Linked DNA regions of Homo sapiens: region 1 is linked to region 2. Evidence: chromatin contacts called from ENCODE Hi-C or POLR2A ChIA-PET data. All regions are on one chromosome and are shown on one strand. The core of a region is the stretch at or near the end of the contact, and the rest is flanking DNA. Distances in the headings are between cores, read along the strand shown. Region 1 overlaps HERC1 (HECT and RLD domain containing E3 ubiquitin protein ligase family member 1). Region 2 has its middle 23 kb from the start of MIR422A.

Evidence for each region. A loop is a pair of places that touch in the nucleus more often than their neighbours do. ChIA-PET counts read pairs that join two places held with the same protein, here RNA polymerase II (POLR2A). Pooled maps may share reads with other maps.
Region 1: a pooled map shows a loop between it and region 2 (3-fold over the local background). The contact joins two enhancer-like sites. A Hi-C loop is called at or near these places in 1 of 37 single-sample maps with no recorded cell type and 4 of 50 pooled maps. POLR2A ChIA-PET finds 5 or more read pairs at or near these places in 2 of 52 experiments (activated CD4-positive, alpha-beta T cell and activated CD8-positive, alpha-beta memory T cell).

What each region holds. Positions count from the first base shown.
Region 1 is chr15:63,706,994-63,713,848 of GRCh38, forward strand. It overlaps HERC1 (HECT and RLD domain containing E3 ubiquitin protein ligase family member 1), which reads right to left. Exons shown (of 78, transcript NM_003922.4): 23 at 6,360-6,672; 24 at 5,782-5,902. Among named protein-coding and RNA genes, the nearest start is that of USP3-AS1, 110 kb to the left of the region's middle. Within about 2 kb of position 1,283, at least 3 of the 41 ENCODE cell types and tissues checked have a DNase peak (open chromatin) inside an H3K27ac peak, as active enhancers do.
Region 2 is chr15:63,890,522-63,897,851 of GRCh38, forward strand. No RefSeq gene overlaps it. Among named protein-coding and RNA genes, the nearest start is that of MIR422A, 23 kb to the left of the region's middle. RefSeq lists enhancers at 771-860, 2,430-2,659, 3,435-3,936, 6,288-6,337, 6,538-6,587 and a silencer at 2,209-2,503. Within about 2 kb of position 2,375, at least 8 of the 41 ENCODE cell types and tissues checked have a DNase peak (open chromatin) inside an H3K27ac peak, as active enhancers do.

The DNA.
Region 1 (6,855 bases), core at 33-2,532, 180 kb before region 2:
GAACATAGCTATAAGGAGGCTCAAGCACATATAACTCTGAAACACTAACTAAAAAACTCACATTAATTAACATTGCAGAGTAGCAGTAGTTTTTGTTACCTTTTTCCATTGGAATCTTTGTCTTTTATCTTCCAGACACAGTATGATCTTATTAGCACCTTCCGGATGCCTAAAGCCTTGAAGTAGTGCCTTATTTTCCAAAATTACTACTCCTTCCTCTAGCTTCACTTTCTTTTCAAAACTTCCACTAGCCTTCGCTAGGTGTTTAGAAGAAGAAAATCTGATAGTCTCCGTACTAACAGAAAAATAACAGTCCTAAACCTTCTGGTAGTATTTGAAAAGATTTTTAAATGTCTTTTTAAAAAACCTATTACAATAGACAAATCTCAAAACTGGTGAACTACAGACAGTTTAATAAAGCAGTGAAGGCTTACAAGAAGAATGGAAGTATATTTCTGTGTGTTACCTGTGTATCTGGTGGGGGGATGTAGACAACTGCCTACTTGGCCTATATGTACAGGCAACCATAAACAAATCATATATGACTTAAGCTTGTGCATAGACTTGACATTATGGTATCAGCAATTTCAATTGTACTCTATCATACAATCCAAAAAGCTTGTGTCAAAGAAGGCCCGGAAGTGACAAAACAAGGCCGGGAGTGGTGGCTCACACCTGTAATCCCAGCACTTTGGAAAGCCGAGGCAGGTGGATCGCTTGAGGCCAGGAGTTCGAGACCAGCCGGGCCAACAAGGTGAAACCCCATCTCCACTAAAAATACAAAAGTTAGCTGGGTGTGGTAGCACACGCCTGTAATCCCAGCTACTTGGGAGGCTAAGGCAGGAGAATCACTTGAACCCAGGAGGCGGAGGTTGCAGTGAGCTGAGATTGTGCCACTGCACTCCAGCCCGGATGACAGAGCAAGACTCCCTCTCAAAAAAAAAAAAAAAAAAAAAAAAAGAAGAAGTGACAAAACAGATTCATTTGGAAAATGTTATATAAAATCTTTACCTGGTCATATATATAGATACATGTACCCCTGGTGCAGATAAACACACATTTTCTTATACTCACCTACCTATGTATCAACAGAAATAAGTATTATATATTCTTGGACCATTTGGTGCTGGATAAAACACCAAATAGTCATCATAAAGCTCCTCAAGGCATCACTGTGTCAGGCAATAAAACATTTTCATTACATAGTACCTTTGCCATGAGGACTCATGGAAGAAAACAATCTCAGGCCTCAGAACCAGAAAAATCTGGTTCTCTTGAACAATTTTGTTTTTTATCTTTTAGACACTGTGAATTATGTAACTCATTATGCTTTTCCTGTGTGGTGACCAACCTCTAGCAGAACACCACAGGATATGGGCCAAGATAAGAATATCTTACCCAGGGCTTTATTTTCCTCTCTCAGCCTTTTTCAGTCCTAATTCATTCATCTAAATTATCCTTTTGTAAAGTATCTGTTTTCATATGCTAAATCAAATCCTGCCAGAAACGAGGGAGCTAGGGAATAGACTAGAAGGGTGTAGCAAGAAATGTTAGTAAAAATGACACCTGTCAAACAGTTAAACTTAGGGTTGGTATTCTCTGTTTTAGCAAGCAGAGAATAACAGTAGATAACACGTCATATAATACATTTTATGAAAGAAGGTTAAAACAAAGATTTAACATTAAAGTAGTTAACTTCTAACATTTTAAAAAGCATTTCATTTACGAACAATTCAGAATAAATGAGGTATCAAAGATATGAACGGTAATCTTAAATAACCTCATATAGTATAGAAGGGTAACATATTTCAGCTGGAAAACCCAAACCATCCCAAGTGCTTGCTCCTCTTCATCCACCCCAGGCTCTCTGAAGCTGAAGGCTTAGCCCAGGTCTCCCTTCATCTGAAATGGAATCTGCTTTCTCTCTAGTTCTTGTCTTTTCCATCTTTTGACACTATCTTTGTAATATTCCATAAGGAAAGATGATCAAAAGTCAATCTGGTGTTTTTTGTTTGAGACAGTGTCTCGCTCTGTCACCCAGGCTGGAGTGCAGTGGCGCCATCTCGGCTCACTATAACCTCCGCCTCCCAGATTCAAGTGATCCTCCCACCTCAGCCTCCCGAGTAGCTGGGACAGGTGCACACCACAACACCCAGCTAATATATATATATATTTTTTATTTTTTTGTAAAGACAAGGTTTGGCATGTTCCCAGGCTGGTCTTGAACTGCTGGCTCGAACTCCTGGGCTCAAGCAATCCTCCCACCTCAGCCTCCCAAAGTGCTGGGGTTACAGGCATGAGCCACTGCGCCTGGCCCAATCTTTTTTAAAAATGGGTTTTTTTTTAGTCTTTTTAAAAATTTTCTAAAAACTAAGTGAACAACCAGAAAACCTAACAATCTTAACAATTAAATCTAAGCTCAATCCTCCTCCATTGATCTGTTGTCCCCATTTATAATTTTCCAGATATTTTAAATTGTATTACCAAATTTATTCTTCACAACACAGTTGAGGCAAGTACAACAGGCATTATTCTCCACTTCAAAGATAAAGAAACTGGAGCTCAGGAAGGTTAAATGTCTTGTACAGGTCAAAGTCCATGGTGAGTTTTAACCCTATTCTGAGTCAGATTTCATAGCTGATTTCCCAAAAGTACACCACTTTAATTTTACCCATCCTCCTTTCTATATTTTCATTTCAGTTGAAAGGAGTTATTAATCATTTACAATATGTAAAGCACTGTGTAGGAGATATCAGGGGCATTTAGGAAAAATAAAAACCAAAAAATCCTAGATTTCTAGTGGGTTTACTGGGAAGACATACTAATAATACATAAATAAGTCCAACATAAGACAAACGGTAAATTATCAGACATCCTAACAAACTGTCATGGGACAACTGGGAGAGTAAGGTAGCTGGGAAAGCTTTCTGGAAGAGGTAACATTTTAGACAGTCCTTCAGGGAAAGACAGGATATCAGCAAGGAAGCCTAGGAGAACTTTTAAGGCAAATAGTGCTTTAGCAAAGGCTCAAGAGGTATGCTTGGGGTCTGGCAGATGAACTACTATGGCAAAAATGCAGACCACTGCAGAAGAATACTGGTTCCAAAAGCAGGCAGGTGACACTTCCCAGAATCTTTGATTTCCGAGTAGGCAGTGCAGTCACTCCTAGATTTGATCAGTCTGTAATTTGGACTTGCGTGGACTAGCCATCTCTCTGCAGTAAGACAAGATGTTTGAGTAGGAAAGTAGCACAATCAGCAGGTAGGTGTTTTGTTGTTGTTATGTGTGTTTCCAAGAGTTCTAATTTGGAAAGAAGTGTCTAAGGAGCAAAACTGGAAAAAGTAGGGGGACCAGTTTGAAAATACCTACTCCAGAAACAGGTAATAGGGCACTTCAATTAAAGAAAGGAAAAAACCAAATGCATGTGGAAATTTTGCCAAAATAGATTAGACAGTTATTTATAAATTTAAAAATAATTTCCTGACTACCTACCACGTGCTATTATAGGTGCTTGGGATACAGAAGTGAATAAAACAGCAAAAAATTCCTGTCCTTAAAGAGCTTATATTCTAATGTAGACTAAGACTAACTGATCAATGAATAACTAAATTATACAGTAAGTGATCGGTGCCCCAGAAAAAACAAAGCAAGGCAAGGGGGACAGGAAGTGACTATTTGGAAAAGAAGGAAAATTGACATTTTAAATAGGGTGGTCAGCACAGGCTTCATGGAAAAAGTAACATCAGAATGAAGACTTGAAGAAAGAGAGGGAGTTAGCCATGCAGGCAATAGCATTCCAGTCCTAAGAAACAGCCAGTTAAGGCCCTAAAGGGAACTTGTGTTGCAGATTCACGCAACAGCTAAGAGTCCAGTGTGACAGAAGGAGAATCACTGAGGAGAGTAACAGAAGAGATCAGAGAGGTAGTGGGACCAGACCATGAAGAGCCTATAGACCCCTGTAAGGACTTAGACTTCTAGTCTGAGAAAAGGGAAGTCATTGCAGGACTCTGAGCAGAGAAACGACATGATCTATGTTTCAAAATTATTGCAGGGTTGGGAGCTGGGTGCAGTGGCTCACACCTGTAATCCCAACACTTTGGGAGGCTGAAGCAGGAGGATCACTTGAGGCCAGGAGTTTAAGATCAGCCTGGGCAACAGAGCAAGACATAAAAATTTAAAAAATTAGCCAGAAATGGTGGCACATGCCTGTAATCTCAGCTACTCGGGAGGCTGAGGCAGGAGGATTGCTTGAGCTCAGGAGTTCGAGGCTGCACTGAGCAGCCTGAACTCCAGCCTGAGTGACAGGGTAATATCCTGTCTCAAAAAAAAGGGAAATTATCACAGAGTTAGGAGACTAGATAATGAGTCAGATTGATCAGATTTAAAAAATTAACTGACAGAGAAATAAATGAGCACAGGAATCTCACTAGACTATAAGACTGGGAGTATGAAGTGGAAGCACAGAGATATTAATGCAGATGAAGGAGAAAAGGAGGAAGTATAAACAAAATGTCATGATACAATGAAACGTAAAGACACTGTTCAACTTTCCTTAGATGAGGAATCCTTTATGGAAGCTTTTTTAAAACAATAACTTATTCTTTATGTAGCACTTTATACTTTTTCAAAAATATTTTCCTATCCCTTCTCTCAGTTCATACAACAGAGGAATTTCAGAATTACACATGGAGCTTATAGATAAGTCCATCTCAAACGCTAGCATTTCTCTATGAGCTGTCACATGATATGACCAAGATCCCACCGCTCTTTAACAGTAGAATCGAGACCAGAAGCCAAGTCTGACACATCACCATATACACAACAGGCACTACCATCTTCGTATCACACAGTAAGACACTAAAGCCCAGGGAGGTCATAGCACATATAGAATCACACACAAGGCAGAGGAACAGCCAAATTGAAAACCTAGCTACCAATTAACTCCAAGTCCAAAGTTCCTCAAGTAGAAGCAATCTTCTAGATAGTTTTCGCTTTATATTTTACCAGTGACACTGTAGCATACCTTTACCTCACCTCCTTTTTATATAAATTAGCATCTTATTTATCTTTACCCTAAATGCCTGCAGTCCAGGTTCTGAGGCTTTTTTGATAGTTAACAGAGCTGTTAAAAGATTTTGAGTAGAGGAGGTATAAACAGATTTGTACTTTAGATATGTTAGTCTTGTGAAATGTGGAAGGTGGGCACAAGGCAAGAGGTGAGGCAACCAGTTTGAAGGCTTCTGCACACGTCCACTCAAAAGAGAAAGTTTAAAACAGAGCAGTGGCAGAAGGAAAGGGAGAGGAGAGGACATTGGAGACACACTAACGGTAAAATTTTTAAGACTTAACTGGATTGGGAAGGGGTGGAGAATAAAGGGATCAGGAGATAAGAAAAAAGAGTCAAGGATGATCCCAAGTTTCTTGCTTGGATAGTTAATGTACCACCTACTAAAATAGGGAATAAAAGAGAAACAGGTTTGGAGAGAGACGAGTTCACTTGTAGATAGGTTAAGATTGGGGTAACCCAACTCATTCGGGTGGAATGTCCATCAAAGAGTCAGATATATGAATTTAGAGTTTAAAAAGAAGTCAGAACAAGAGATTGAAACCATTAACACATATGTGGTAAACATATATGCAATATAGTTATTTCTCTTAAAGTTATTTTTGAAAAAATTTTTATATGTCTAAAACAAACATATTACTTACTCTAACCAAAGCCTTACATATCATATACCTTGAAAACAAAAATCTTTCTTTACTGAATCTGGGTATACCTACCAGTGCGTAACCCTCTTCATCTGATTCAGGCTGAGACAAATCAGATTCACTCCTCGATTTGATCAGTCTATAATTTGGGCTTGTGTGGACTAGCCGGCTCTCTGCAGTAAGACTTTCACTCCTGTCTCACATGTACAAAAAAAAAAGTTTTTTGATTTAGGACTGTTAGTGAACATAAAATTGAATGGAATTGGAGCACAGAGATAATATACACACACAGGGAGGAGTAATGTCAGTTGACAGGAAATCCTGACTCTTGTCTGAGCACAAAGACCTTCTCAAAATAATTTGCATGTCACTAAACTACAGAGCAATGCAAGTAACTTCACATGCTTTTTCACTGCTGTTGTTTATATATACGAAAAATTGTGCCTCCTCATTTAATCAGAAATTTATAGCCCATGCTGAATCAGTATCAGTATTTACTTTACTTTAAGTTCATCCTAGTCAATTTGCATTTCTTCTTTCATGTCTATGTTAACATCAGAACACTGTAACTTTGGAAACAAACCATTTCAGTGCATAAAGTAATAAAGGGAAGTGAGTAGGTCATGTTTTCAGTGTCTAGTCAGTCCCACCTGGTCATAAGTCCACCCCCTTCAGAGGCACTTGTTGAAGGTTGCTGCAACTGTCCTTCTTCTCTTCGCTTCTGAAGCTCATCTATCACAGGACTTACTCCTAATATTAACAGGGCACACCGATGGATCACGGAGTTGCATGCAGCAGTGTACACATCCTGACCCTCAGGAAGGTCTGTGCTGACCCTTCGCTCTTGCTGAGACTGAGGAGGTGGATCATCAGCTCGAGCCCCAGACCCTGCCCCACTGTTCATTCTATCTCGGTCTCGGCTACGAGCTACTTCACGGGCTGAGAGGAAACACTGAAAGATTTCTGTAACATGCAACACAAAAACAAGGTCTTAACACATGGGGAGAGAAGAGCAAAGAAAATAACAATAAAAATAGTCAAAAAGTTTGGACCAAAAACTTACTGAAAGAGGGAAAAATTATTTTTTAGACATTATATACAACATAGTTAACTTAGTTAAAATTACATTTAAAATATACTAAAATA
Region 2 (7,330 bases), core at 1,125-3,624:
ATATTGTTCATATTTTGTTACTTTGGTTAAAATCTATTTTGCTTCTTTTGTTGAATATAAAATTGACCCTTGAACAATAAGGATTTTTTGTTTTGTTTTGTTTTGTTTTTTTTAAAGACAGGGTTTTGCTTTGTTGCCCAGGCTGCAGTGCAATGGCGTGATCTCAGCTCACTGCAGCCTCCCCTTCCTGGCCTCCTGGGTTCAAGCGATTCTCATGCCTCAGCCTCCCAAATAGCTGGGACTACAGGTGTGCACCACCACACTAGCTAATTTTTGCATTTTTAGTAGGACAGAGTTTCACTGTGTTGGCCAGGCTGGTCTCGAACTCTTGACCTCATGTGACCTACCTGCCTCAGCCTCCCAAACCGCTGGGTTTACAGGTATGAGCCGCGGCACCTAGGCTTATATACCTTTTTATACTTTAAATTTTTTGAGCCATGTGAATATTTTACCAATGCAGAAAATTAACACTATTTTAAAATAATAACAGTTTCCCAGAATCCAATCCAAAATATCAAACCAGACACTCTGGGCCCATATATTTTTTTAAAAGTTTCCTAGGAATCTCTCAGGGGAATCCTGGCCTGTCATGGAAGATCGCTAAGAACCTACTGAGCCTTAGATCCAGCAGTCAAGGTCCCAGCCCTTGCAGCGCCACCTGGTGGCCTTAGTTACCAAGCATCCCTCAGAAAAATGTGTGTGGATGGCCAGTGAATGCAGACCAGGACAAAGAGTAACATGGCACTGTGTCCACAGGCTGGGTGGGGCTGGCCCCAGCGGACCCAACATCGACCTCCAGGACTGGCTGTGTCGGTCCTGAGGGAAACGAGGCAGAGGGCCTAAAGTTCTACAGCCTCTGTCCCAAGGAGCCACCCAGAGGCAGCCTGCAAGAGCACATACCTTGGGCCTCTGTCCCAAGGAGCCACCCAGAGGCAGCCTGCAAGAGCACATACCTTTGGACCTGAGTTCAAACCCCGGCTCCACCAACTACTAGCCTCGTTATCTCATGCAGCATAACTTCTCAGGTCCTCTGTTTTCTCATCTGCAAAATGGAGACAAGTATAAGTCTGTAGACACATCTAGTATAATGCCTATGCTCAATAGGAACTTGATTAATGCTCATTCTCTTCCCTTTTGTTACTTCTAGATAGCTTTACTCCCTGGCCCTAAAGAGCCTAGCTGGGCTCATGGGAGCTTCCTGTGGCCTGGGAGGGTTCAAGCATTGGAGAGACTGAGGAAGAAGAAATCCATATGCTTCTTGTCTTTCTAAACCCTCTCCCTCCTCCTTGCCCCTTCTTTAGCTAGCAAGGAATACATTTCAGGCCTGGCTGAGGTGGGGAGGCAGTTCAGGAAGTGGCTGCAGTTCCCACAAGCAGAGTCAGATGGGGTTCCAGTCCTGTGCTATAGGCCTGGGTGCTCCATCAATCAATCGAGTCTTTTGGCCTGGGAGCAAGGCCCAGTCCCTGCCCTCCCTCGGGGAGTGCATTATACTCAGGGAGAGCCGAATAGAACACAAATCACAGTGAATGTGCAGGGGACTAAGGGGACTCAGAGGCACTGATGAAGTTACTAAATTGACCATCTGCTCTTTCAGGTTGTGACACTATTTCTAGAAGCTCCTGATAAAAATGCAACTAGGAGCCCATGAATCCCTCACCCTTTAGTTCAGACTAGCATCTCTGCTTCCCTCCTAGGTCTTCTGGAAGATGGCAGAACCCAAGAGAGATGAGACATTATAAAAACGTAGACAAGACATTGAAACATTTTTGTTCGAAGCTGTAGAAAGGAATGTTCAGACGACAGAGCAGAGCACTCCTAGAAGGGGTGACTGCTAGGTTCCAGACCCCCTGGCAGTGGGAAGACACCAGCCTGGCCAGAAGAGAGCCTCCCAAAGGGAAACTGGGGGATACTGAGATCACCTGGGTCACAATTCTGCTCTTTGTACCCATGTCAGCAGAGGACCTCCAAGAAGTCAGATGCTGGGAGAACAGAGTCCTAACCTTAGGCATTACCCGATTCACAGGTGAGGAAACTGAGGACCAGCAAGGGGAGGTGCTTGCCTCAGTCCCATGTGAGTTAATGGATGACCCTGACCTGGACTTCAGGTCTCCCGAGCCCTATTGCATGGTGCAAAGCACTCAGTCTTTGGAGCCAGGTAGAACTGAATTTGAACCCAAAGTCCCCTGCTACTTTGCTAGCCATTTAGTTTTAGAAAAGTCATCTACCTCTCTGAGCCTTGGTTTCCTGCCTTTGTAAAACAGACCAGAGCTCTTGCTCAGGAGTGTTGTCAGGACTAAAGATAATATGTGCAAGCCACCCGGCACATGGTAAGTGGGGATGCTACGATTATTGCTTCTCCTACGCAAACCACACCAGCCACAGACAGGCAGGAAGAGGGCTGGCTGCTGCAGCTCTCAGGCACAGCAGCTTTGCACTTGGTGGTGGTCATGGTAGGGGCATGGGGTTCTGGTTGAAGGAGTCAGATGTGTGGAAAGTAGAATGTGCCTTGTGGCTGGGTAGTGAGGCTTCTTCACTAACTCCAGAGTTGCAGAGTATGCAGGCCGTGGGAGCCACACACCCAGCCCATGGCATGCAGAAGCAAGAGGCATGACCCCTTATTCATATGAAGGGCCCTACCGATCACATGCTTTGCAGTCGCCAGAGTGGTTGCCAGGGGCAGAACCACTATAGGGGATCTTCCTTCCTCTTTTGCTCCAGGCTCCTCACTTACATGTCTATTTTTACCCTGTACTGTATGCTGTCAATAAGAAGCATGGTTATTACAGCAGCAACCACATTCCGAGTGCAACGGAACGGGAACTTCACATGCATCAGCTCATTCCATTTCACCCTCACAGAAGCCCTGCGGGAGCATACTGTCATTCCCATTTTACAAGAGGGAGAACTGAGGCTCAGTTCGTTGCTAACAGTTACCCAGCCAAGAAGGTGCCAGAACTGGGATTCAGACCCTGAGGTCCAGTCTAACTCCAAAGCCAGGGTTTCCATGCAGCACCCCCCTGCCCAGGTATGATGCTTCTTTCCAGGGAAGGGAGGTTGATAGAGGCAGGGCCTACAGGTTATCATTATTATTGTTGTTGTTTTAAAGATGGGTGTCTTGCTCTGCTGCCCAGGCTAAGTGCAGTGGCATGATCATAGCTCACTGCAGCCTCAAACTCCTGGGCTCAAGCAATCCTCCTGCCTGCGGGTTTTGAAGGCTGTAGCAGGACCAACTCCTGGGCAGGTGTGTTGGGAGTAGGGAGCCTCATTTGAGCCCCAGAAAGTTTGCTCACGAGGCAGTTCTGAAAAAGTAGAGAGCACCACAGCAGAAGCAGAGGAAGAGAATTGAAGGAGACATGAGGTTCACCTCCCAGCAGCTGTTCCCCTTCTCTTAGCAATGACCAGTTCTCCTCCTTCCAGTTTCGGGGAAGCTAACTCCACCCTAGGCACTAAGGCCTTGGGTCTCAGGCCTAAACAAATCACCCTCATCCATCCCTCAGCCTCCGTGACTGGTCCATGGATAGGGCGTGTGGATCAACAAGACACGGGGAGGGGCTCACTGGGGTCTTCAGAAAGCAGCTGCCCCACTTTTCTGAGCAAGCTTCCATAGGCAGGCTTGCTGTCTGGTGTTTAACAGCTCAGTGAACATGGTGAAGTCACTCTCCCCACCATCCCCTGTATGTGTTGAAGGCAGCTGGGGTGATAAATAAAAAGGCTCCTGTTTTAAAAACCTCCACCTGTAGGAAAGGTGGGAGGCTGCAGTGCCCTGAAATCACCCCACAGAGGCCAGAGCCTGGCTGAGTCACCACAGCCTCTCCTCTGATTCCTGGCCCAGAGGAGCCACCCGGGCGCCCAGGCCGGGACCCTGGGTATTTTCAGCTTCCAGCAGCATCAGCAGGGTCAGAGAGGCCTCAGCCATATTGTATTTCATGTGACCGAGGCGCCTGGCCAGCGACATGGCCATGGAGAGCCAGCCTTGTATTCTTGTCACTGGCCTGGGCTCCACCTCCCTTTCTGCTCTGGTCTCCAGAGCCTGGACACAGCAGAGGCATGTGGGAAGGGCTCCTGCCAGGCACAGCAGGCACCAGAAACGGGTGACAAGAGGGACAGGCAACTTTAGCCACTACAAAGTCCTCGAGGATGGGCTTCAGCGTTGTTGGGAACTCCACCGTTCACCCATTCCCTTCATAAACAACCTGAGCAGTACGTCTTCCTGGGCAGTGTTAGGGCAGGGTAGCTGACTATCCCAGTTTGCCCTGGGCTCTCCTGGTTTTAGCACTGAAAGTCCCATGTCCCATGAAACCTCTCAGGTCCCAGGCAAGCTGGGACAGTTGGTTACTGTAGTTGGGAGCGTTGTTAGTGATATCTCCTCCCATGCTCGGGTCCATCTTCCAGCTGTGATTGCTTTTTGAGGATGCAGCAGCACCTGCGGCCTCTTCCAGGCTCCCCCCACCTCCCCTCTCTCCCTCAGCTCTCGGGTTGTTTTTCTAAAGCAGCACATCAGAATCACCTGGAGGGCCTATTAAAGTACCCTCAGAGTTTCTGATCTAGGAGGTCTGGGAGGCAGCTGGAGAATTTGCATTTCTAAGTTCCCAGATGACCCTAATGCTGCTGGCCAGGGACCACACTTTGAGAACCCCTGATCTTAGCCACAGCTCTGATAAAGTCTCACGAAACCTCTCAACCCTCCCCATAGCTTGCTGAATAAAGGCCTAAGCCTGGGTTGAAGCCCCTCTTTATCTAGCCCCCTTCCCCACCGCAGCAGGCCCCACCCCAACAGGGTGCCCCGCGTCCCCAGGGGATACCTTGCTCTCTCCTACCTCTGTGTCTTTGCTCAAGCTGTTCCTGGCCTGGACTCTGCAGCCCCCTCCACCCATGTGAATCCTCTTATCTGTGAAGCGCACTCAAAGGCTACTTCCTCTGGAGGCCTGCCTGGGCCCCCATCCCTCGGAACACAGGACTCCTTCCTCAGCTCCCAGCTTAGCGCCTATTTCATCCTTGTCACTGCACTGTGGATTCCTTGAGGACATGAACTATCTTTTCCCATCTTTGTCTCTATATTTGCTAAATAGATATGACCCCAGAAGACAGAACCAGGACAATGGATGGATCTGCGGGGAGGCAAACTTGAGCTTAACCTGAGAAAGAACTTGTAACAACCTGAACAGTTTGACACCAGCCCTTAAGGGTCCTGCCAAGAGATCCTGAGCTCCCTGTCGCCCCTGGGCATCTTCAGTGGTGTTGGACGAGCATCTACAAAGTCTCTGAAACCCCTGCTTAGACCAAGTACTGACTACCTCAATGTCCCTCCTGGGGCCCTCTCTCCCCAGGAGAACCTGACACCCCCCCATCAAACCCGCTGCCCAGCATGCCAGACCCACAAGGCCCCACAGGCTGGCTGGACCTTACTGGAGACCAGTGGTCACAGCAAGTGTGACATTTTGTCAGTGGCCTTCACTGTCTGAATACAAGGAGTGACCAGTGGTGACACCCTCCTGCTCCAGGCCAGCCTCCCTGCCTTCCTCTGATCACCGCCTCCCCCGAAGGACCAACCCCACCTCGATGTACTCACATCGCCTTTCCTTACCTCATCCATATCTCACGTGGCCAGGGGAAGCAGCTCATCTATGGGCAAGCTGAATATCCACAGGTGCGCTCCCAGCTCGGGCTCCTTAGGAACAGGAATATCCTCCTGCAGAATATTCTCCAGTGCCTTCCCCATGCTGGGTGCATGTAAATGCTCAGATGTTCATTTCCTGATGTGCGTTTCCCATCGATGTCCTGCTGGAACCCTTCCCTCACAAGTGGTGCTCTCCCAGGTGTGCTCCAGCGGGCAAATGCCCTCCTCACCCCTCCCCATCTGATATTAGGAAAGAACCTGTGAAACCCATTCCAACCAAGAAGCCTGGGACTGAGGCTTTCTGCCCCTGCCATCCCTGGGGAAACGTTACTGTTTAAATCCGATAAGCGTGAAAGCCTCGCTTGATTGCATGGCAGCTAAGCATACTATGTGTAGTGGTGTTTATTTGCTGATTGGTTGATTTGGAGAGGAAGGAGAAGGATTTTCCAGAGTCTAGACTCTTATGGCTTTGTGGGGCTTTCCAGGGTCAGCATCGATTGTGAAAGTTTGGTGAGCTTGGCAGTTTGTATCATTTAAGAAAATCTGCCCGGGCTTCCTCCCCCACCAGGAAGTGTCCCATCAGTTCCAAAGCCCTCAGCTTAGTTATTGGAAAGGCCTGAGAAAGCCACGACCCAGCGGACCCAGCTGGGGAACACCTGGGTCTCAGTTCACCTTCTGCCAACCTCTAGGTCTTACGAGCATTCCTGTTTCCTCTCCTTCCCTGGGCTACTTGAGGTCATGACCTTCTGAAAGAATGCAGGGTCAGCCAGCCTGGCTGAAATTTCCCCTCCGTGGGTGTGAAAGGCGATATGTCCAACTGTGAACACACAGGGCCCACATCCTTATGACTCAGCAGATGCGGCTGTCCTCAACCACATCGCCCAGAATGTCACTCTGACCTGCCTCAGAGGTCTGACAGCAGAATAGATTCTGCAAAGCCTGGGCCCAGGAGGCGCTTTCTCCATGAGTCCTTTTGGACAACACACATTCACCCAGACACACACTCAGATGCACACACACACACACAGACACATCCACTACAGAGACAGATGTGCACACACTGATACCCAAACGTACCCCAAACGCAGACACGCGGACATGCACAGACACCCAACACACACATGCACACACAGGCCCCCGGACAGTCAGATACACACACAAAGACATCCACACACACAAACACCCAGACACATCCACACACGTCCACACACCCCACAGAGACATGTCCACAACGGGTGCCTAGGTATGCCCAGAAACACACAGTTACCCGAATACAGCCAGACACACACACACACACACACACACACACACACACACACACACACACAGACTCCTCCAGAGGACTCAGGAAGAATCAGATCTGTCCCGTATGCCTGACCTTGAATGCCTCTGCCAACCCCAACAGATGGCCACTGGCTCTCCGACAGGGCCCTCTGGTCTCTGACCAAGAACCAGGGTCACAATGGACAGAGAAGGGGAAAATGGTAGAACTACTAATTCACCACCGTGCAGTTAACCCGCAGAAGTCTCATTCTTTCATTTAATTGGTAGCTTTCCAAAGTTCAGCCACGAGAAGGCGTAAGGACAAGCAATCAGAATACTAACCCATAACTTCCTGTCCCTTCTCTTAGCACCCATCCTTTAAGGCCAAATTAAAGTCCACCTTGTTCATATAGTCCTCCAGATTCCCAGAGTTAGAAACCGCAGCTTCTC